Linked DNA regions of Homo sapiens: region 2 is linked to region 1. Evidence: chromatin contacts called from ENCODE Hi-C data. All regions are on one chromosome and are shown on one strand. Each heading gives the region's core, a stretch centred on a gene start or an enhancer-like site at or near the end of the contact. The rest is flanking DNA. Distances are from core to core; before and after follow the strand shown. Region 1 overlaps LOC124906307 (a long non-coding RNA gene). Region 2 overlaps KCNMB2 (potassium calcium-activated channel subfamily M regulatory beta subunit 2).

Evidence for each region. A loop is a pair of places that touch in the nucleus more often than their neighbours do. Pooled maps may share reads with other maps.
Region 2: a pooled map shows a loop between it and region 1 (4-fold over the local background). The contact joins two enhancer-like sites. A Hi-C loop is called at or near these places in 3 of 37 single-sample maps with no recorded cell type and 5 of 50 pooled maps.

What each region holds. Positions count from the first base shown.
Region 1 is chr3:178,965,456-178,968,327 of GRCh38, forward strand. It overlaps LOC124906307 (a long non-coding RNA gene), which reads right to left. Exons shown (of 3, transcript XR_007096179.1): 2 at 1-41. Among named protein-coding and RNA genes, the nearest start is that of ZMAT3, 100 kb to the right of the region's middle. Within about 2 kb of position 1,481, at least 8 of the 41 ENCODE cell types and tissues checked have a DNase peak (open chromatin) inside an H3K27ac peak, as active enhancers do.
Region 2 is chr3:178,822,635-178,825,506 of GRCh38, forward strand. The region is part of intron 2 of KCNMB2 (potassium calcium-activated channel subfamily M regulatory beta subunit 2); the gene reads left to right. The region is part of intron 2 of KCNMB2-AS1 (KCNMB2 antisense RNA 1); the gene reads right to left. Among named protein-coding and RNA genes, the nearest start is that of KCNMB2-AS1, 36 kb to the right of the region's middle. Within about 2 kb of position 1,418, at least 3 of the 41 ENCODE cell types and tissues checked have a DNase peak (open chromatin) inside an H3K27ac peak, as active enhancers do.

The DNA.
Region 1 (2,872 bases), core at 231-2,730:
CCAATAGGGATGACACTGTGTCCAAGGGCTGAAGAAGAGACCTGGAGACGTGAACAAGACATAATGCTTATCAGGGGAACTTACATACAAAGACAACTTGGAAAAGAAACAACATGCATTTTGCTGCTTTTAAACTGTTCACTTAGAGAATAAAACTATCTACCAAAGTATAAAACACAAAACAACACAGAAGCCAGGTATGGTGGCATGTGCTTATAGTCTCAGCTATTCAGGAGGCTAAGGAGGGAGGCTCACTTCAAACCAAGAGTTCAAGGCTGCAGTGAGCGATGAACTCACCTGTGAATAGTCAGTGTACTCCAGCCTGGGCAACATAGTGAGACCCTCAACTCTTAAAAAAAAAAAGCAACTCATATGTGTGAGCAGAGCAATATAAGGATTCCATAAATGTATGAATCAGTGCAAATTTTCAACCAAGCATGACTCAGAGAAAAGAATATAGACTAAAAGAATGTAAAGGTAAAAGACCGGTCTATTACTTCTGAATTCTCATGCTCACTGCTCGTGTAACCCAGGACAAATCAGTGCTACCCTCTAGGACCAGTAATTAAAGTGATTAGGTTAGACTGAAAAGTTTCCTTTTGACTCTGTCTAAAACTTAATACAAAGAATATCAAAGACAATCAAAAGGTTTGTTGCTACATTCCATAACAGTTATGGTTTAAATTATTAGAAAAGTCCTAAGGTTTTTATTCTAATAGTATTTATTATGACAGAATATAGAGTAAAATCTCAATTAGCATAAGGTAGAATTAAACATGGAAACTTCCTGGAGTTTTAACCCAGGAAAGGGTAGATAATTTGATTAAAACTCCAAACTTCCTCTAGAAAAATACACAAACACATTTTGCATAAAATTTAAAAGATTCACTGATGCTTAGAAAGATTTAATTCTGAGAAAAACTGGGATTCAAACATGAGGAGAAGAAGAAAGGAGGAGTTACCCTAATTAACTGGTTACCTAGCCAATAGAAAAGAAGGATATCCAGGCGGCTCTTGGTTTAAAATCTAAATGCATTGTATTTGACAGCCACTTTATAATAGAATTAAACTTTTTATGGCTAGTCTCCAACTTAAACTCTGAGGTCTCTTGAAACTAGAAAGTGAATACAGCTTTTCTACTCATAGTTAAGCTTTTAAAAATATTAACAGAATCTTTTCATTCATTCATTAGGAAAAGGAAGTGGTTTTTCATTTTCATTCGCAAGCCAGTTTCCTGTTCACGCTTAAAAAAATAAATAAATAAATTTGGCATAAGGAATGATGAGGTGCCCTCTTCTGTTTCTAAACAGTTAATGCAGGGTTTTTGAATACTAGCAATTTGAAGGATTTTGCATTAAACTTTGAACACAGCAAGATTTTAAAATCTGAAAGAATTTCTGTTGACCTCCAGTGATTGGAATACCTCTTTATGCAGCAGAAGTTCCTCTTTGCCAATTAAAAAGTCCTCATTTCTCTCTGTGTAATAGCACACCCTGTTCCTGGCTGAGAAGAAAACAAAATTAACCTTGGGCTGGCGGCTGTGCTGCCTGATTTCCCTGGGCGAGTGAATGAGCTCACCAAATGTATAAATAATGTGCCCAAGTCTCCTTGTTGCTCAGTTTTTTCATATTCATTGAACAGAAGCCTTGAGCGCAATTCCAAACTGCTAATGTGTTAATACTTTCACCAGAGCTTGACTCCAGTTGCTGAAAAAACAAATATAAAACAGTAAACCCAGAAGGATGACCCAAACTTCCTGTTCTTTATTGGCAGAATTTTGCTGTGCAACTTACAAAGTTTGACAAATTATGCAAAGAAGCAAATGTAAAAGGACAGCTCTGAGATCCAAATTGAGGTGCTGTAGCACAGTTGCTTTAGTGGAACTACCACTGGGCTGCTGCCAGTCGCATCTGGGCAGGAAGGAAATGCAAATTAAAAGGAAAAATTAGGCCATTTTAGAGCAAAGTGAATTTTCAGCAAAAGCTCAGTGCTAACACTGAAAAATAAAGAAGGTATTATTCAGTTTTAAATCAGATTGATTAATTCTTTCTCTTGGTTATTCCAAAGTGCTTCTTTCGCTCTTCCCCGAGACACTGAGGTGTTTTGATAACGACTCATTATTTCTGTAGCACCAGTTCTTATCTTTGTTACTTCATTCAACCTCTTTTCATCTCATTCAACCACAGAAAGTGATTTTGACCTTTTACAAGACCCATAACCTTTACTGAAATCAAAGCTAATTGCTTTTCTTTTTAAATGTCTTTTAATCACCTTCAAAACTAAACAAATAACTTCAATCTAGAAAAATCAGACCTTGGAATCAGAATGAATGTTAGACATCCCTCTACTGCTTAGCAGTCCTGTGAACCTGAGATTCCTCAGCTATTAGGTCCAGAAATACCTGTCTCATTTATGTCACCAAATAGTTGTTAGGATAAAATGAGATTACATATGGAAATATACTTTAATAGCATTTATTGAGTACTTAATATGTATTAGGCACTATTCTTAGCCCTTATTACTTACTAACTCATTTACTCTTCACAAGAAATTCAAGAGAGAGAATTTTATCCCTACTTTACAGATAAGAAAACTGAGGCAGAGAAACTAAGTAACCTGCCTAAAGTCTCCTAGCTACTAAATCTGAAATTCAAACCCAGGTAGTCTGACTCCAGAGCTCACACTCTACAACCATATACACCACCTTCCAGTGTGGATATGAGTGTGGTTATTCATTCATTAATTTATCAGCTGTCTATTGAACATCTACCATGTGCCACACACTCTGTTGGATTATTAATGGAAAATAATCAAATCTATAGGATTCACTCTTTACTATCTTCACTCTTTTTGCCCTATAGGAAATGAAGAG
Region 2 (2,872 bases), core at 168-2,667, 140 kb before region 1:
CACTCACCCACTTTCATTTTGCTGGGTAGTATCCTGATTTCTCAGATATTTTTGGGCTGTATGAAAATCATTCACTTTTCCCCTCTCTATACATTCCAGAGCATATCAAAAACATTTGTTAACCACTTTCAAATTGTGATTTGTTTTTGAATTACACGTTTGAATCATTTTTATATGCTTCTTGTTCTGATGACACTGATTACACTTCTTCTCTTTTATGGGTATAGGCTGACATAAGTGATGCTGTGTGACAGTCTAATACCCTGGAATTGTGAGATTATGCTCCCTCCTTGCTGTCTTCTATCTGCAGGAAATTCAGATCTCTATGGCAGCCATCAGAGTTAAATACATGTTGATAAATAATATAAGTGAAGTAACAGCAGATTATTATTTTACAGCAGGTCTTTGAAGCTACTCAGACTCAGCCTGTCTCTTCCTGATTCAGAAAAGCTTTCAGCCCACTGGCTTTAGCTGCTAACGGACACTGATTTTTTAAAATTTGAGTTCCTAAAGGGTGAAGTTTTAAAAGCTTTGATGTAAATCCTAGAATTTCCAAACAAAATCTCAAAAAAGAATGAAGAAACACAGAGGGTGGGTGGTTGCCAGTCTGTGGAAGTCAAAAACAGGGCAGGCCAGCTAATCCAGAGGCATTGGGATTGGGAGCTGGGGAACAATGAAAGATATGGGCTCTCCAGGCCTCTGGCAATGACCATGAGCAGCCAAGAGCAAGTGAGAGTGGGAAGAAGCCAGGAAAGACAAGGCCGTGAAATGATGATAAACAAAGGCCTGTATTTAGCTCTGACTCTCCTACTACAATGGGCTCACTTCTCAAGGAAAGAGTAAGATTTATACAAACCACCTCAAAAAGAGAACTTTAAAATAATAATAAGAAGAAGCTAATCAGTTAATTTTGCACAACCAATACTTAGATTAATAAATACTCGGCCCTACAACCTCATGGAAATATATTAAGTACATACACACTCCATCACCTCTATAAGGAATCAAAATGTTTAGCAACCAGCCCAGAAGGGATCAGCCAATCAGAACAGATACTGGCCATAAACACCAGTCAGGCCATCCTGGAGCACAAAGCTAAATATAAGCCCTGAATAAACACACAACTGCGCAAACAACAGGCATATCTTCCCTCCCCCGCAAAGTTCCACTTTAGAGTCAACTCTGGTTCCTCTCCCAAGCAACAAGAGCGATTAGCCATAAAAATTTGAATGAAAAATCTGAAGTTATTCTTGTGCATATTGGCTTTTTGCCTGAAGCTAAAAAAAAATGACTTCAGTTTCTTTTTCCATTTTCAGCATTTTATTTGTCCTCCTTGCTGTTTCTAGGCTCTAAAGGCCAGCGATTTTCCCATTTCCACTGCCCTGCAATCCAAAGCTCCCTTCTCAAAATAGACATTGAAAAATCATGAGCTGTTTCTTGGTCACAGGCCTTGCAGGAATTCCTGAGCATTGCCTTCCTACTCAAGCTTCTCATCATCTCCCCAAGCACCCAGCACTTCCGCATTTCTTTTCTACCTTCTCCTCCAGACCTGGTTTCAAATCCAATCCTCCATCCCCAAGCTTTATACACTACTCATTTTCTTGCCATTTTGTCCATTAAAAATTCTCTGTAGAATAGTAGCAATTTTAGGATGTTCTGATGTCCGTGTCATTGAGCTGTAGCTCCCCACCCCATTTTTGAATGGGAGCATTTATTACTAATCTCTTGTCACTCATTGTCTTTTTTTTTTCGAGATGGAGACTCGCTCTTTCACCCAGGCTGGAGTGCAGTGGCATGATCTTGGCTCACTGCAAGCTCCGCCTCCCAGGTTCACGCCATTCTCTTGCCTCAGCCTCCCGAGTAGCTGGGACTACAGGCGCCCGCCACCACGCCCGGCTAATTTTTTGTATTTTTTTTTTTTAGTAGAGACGGGGTTTCACCATGTTAGCCAGGATGATCTCAATCGTCTGATCTTGTGATCCGCCCGCCTCGGCATCCGAAAGTGCTGGGATTACAGGCATGAGCCACCACACCCGGCCAAATCTCATGTCAGTCATTCTCTTAAATAATTTGCGTGTATCATGTCACTTAGCCATTAAAATGCATTTAAACATTATTTTCACTTTGCAGGCGACTGGGGATCAGAAAGACTAAGGCACTTGTTATTGATCACACAGCTAACAAGCAGTGAAATCAGTCTGAACTCAGGAGACAGTTGATTTCAATTTCTTGTTCTTTCTTACCCTACATTGCTGCTCTAAAATAAAAAACAAAAATACTAATAAAATTGTCCAAAGTTATAGGGCCTGGGCTCGATTTGAATGACACTTTTCTAACTCAATCGAAAGTTTTCACATATAAGAATAGCTGGGTCACCACTCTACATCTTCACACTGCTTATCAATCTCAAGCCAACAAAGCCCTAAGCAGCTCTCAGCTTGAGAAAAATGTTAACCAAAATAACTTCTACCTATCACTACTGAAGAAAAATGAAAGATTAATTTGATATATTCCTAGTATATGTTGCCATTTATTTGAATCAATGCTCCATTAGGTATTCCAAAATTATCTAAAAATCAATAATGATCAGATTTGGGTTAAATGGTAAAGTCAACAAACCCAAAGCATTATTTTGAGGGTTGAGGGGATTGGTTTCTTTCTTTAGAATTAGATAGAAGGAAAATTAATTTGCAGTTAAGACATTGGCCCCAGAGTAAAGAAGGAGGGCTTATTTCTGCTCAGGACTGGTACACATACAAGCGTGCATGTGCTTGTGAGTGTGTGTACATGCATGTGTGTGCTTGTGTGGGAGGTAGTGGACACACACTGAGGTCCAGCTGCACTGAAGCAGGTTTGGAGGGCCCTAGGAAGG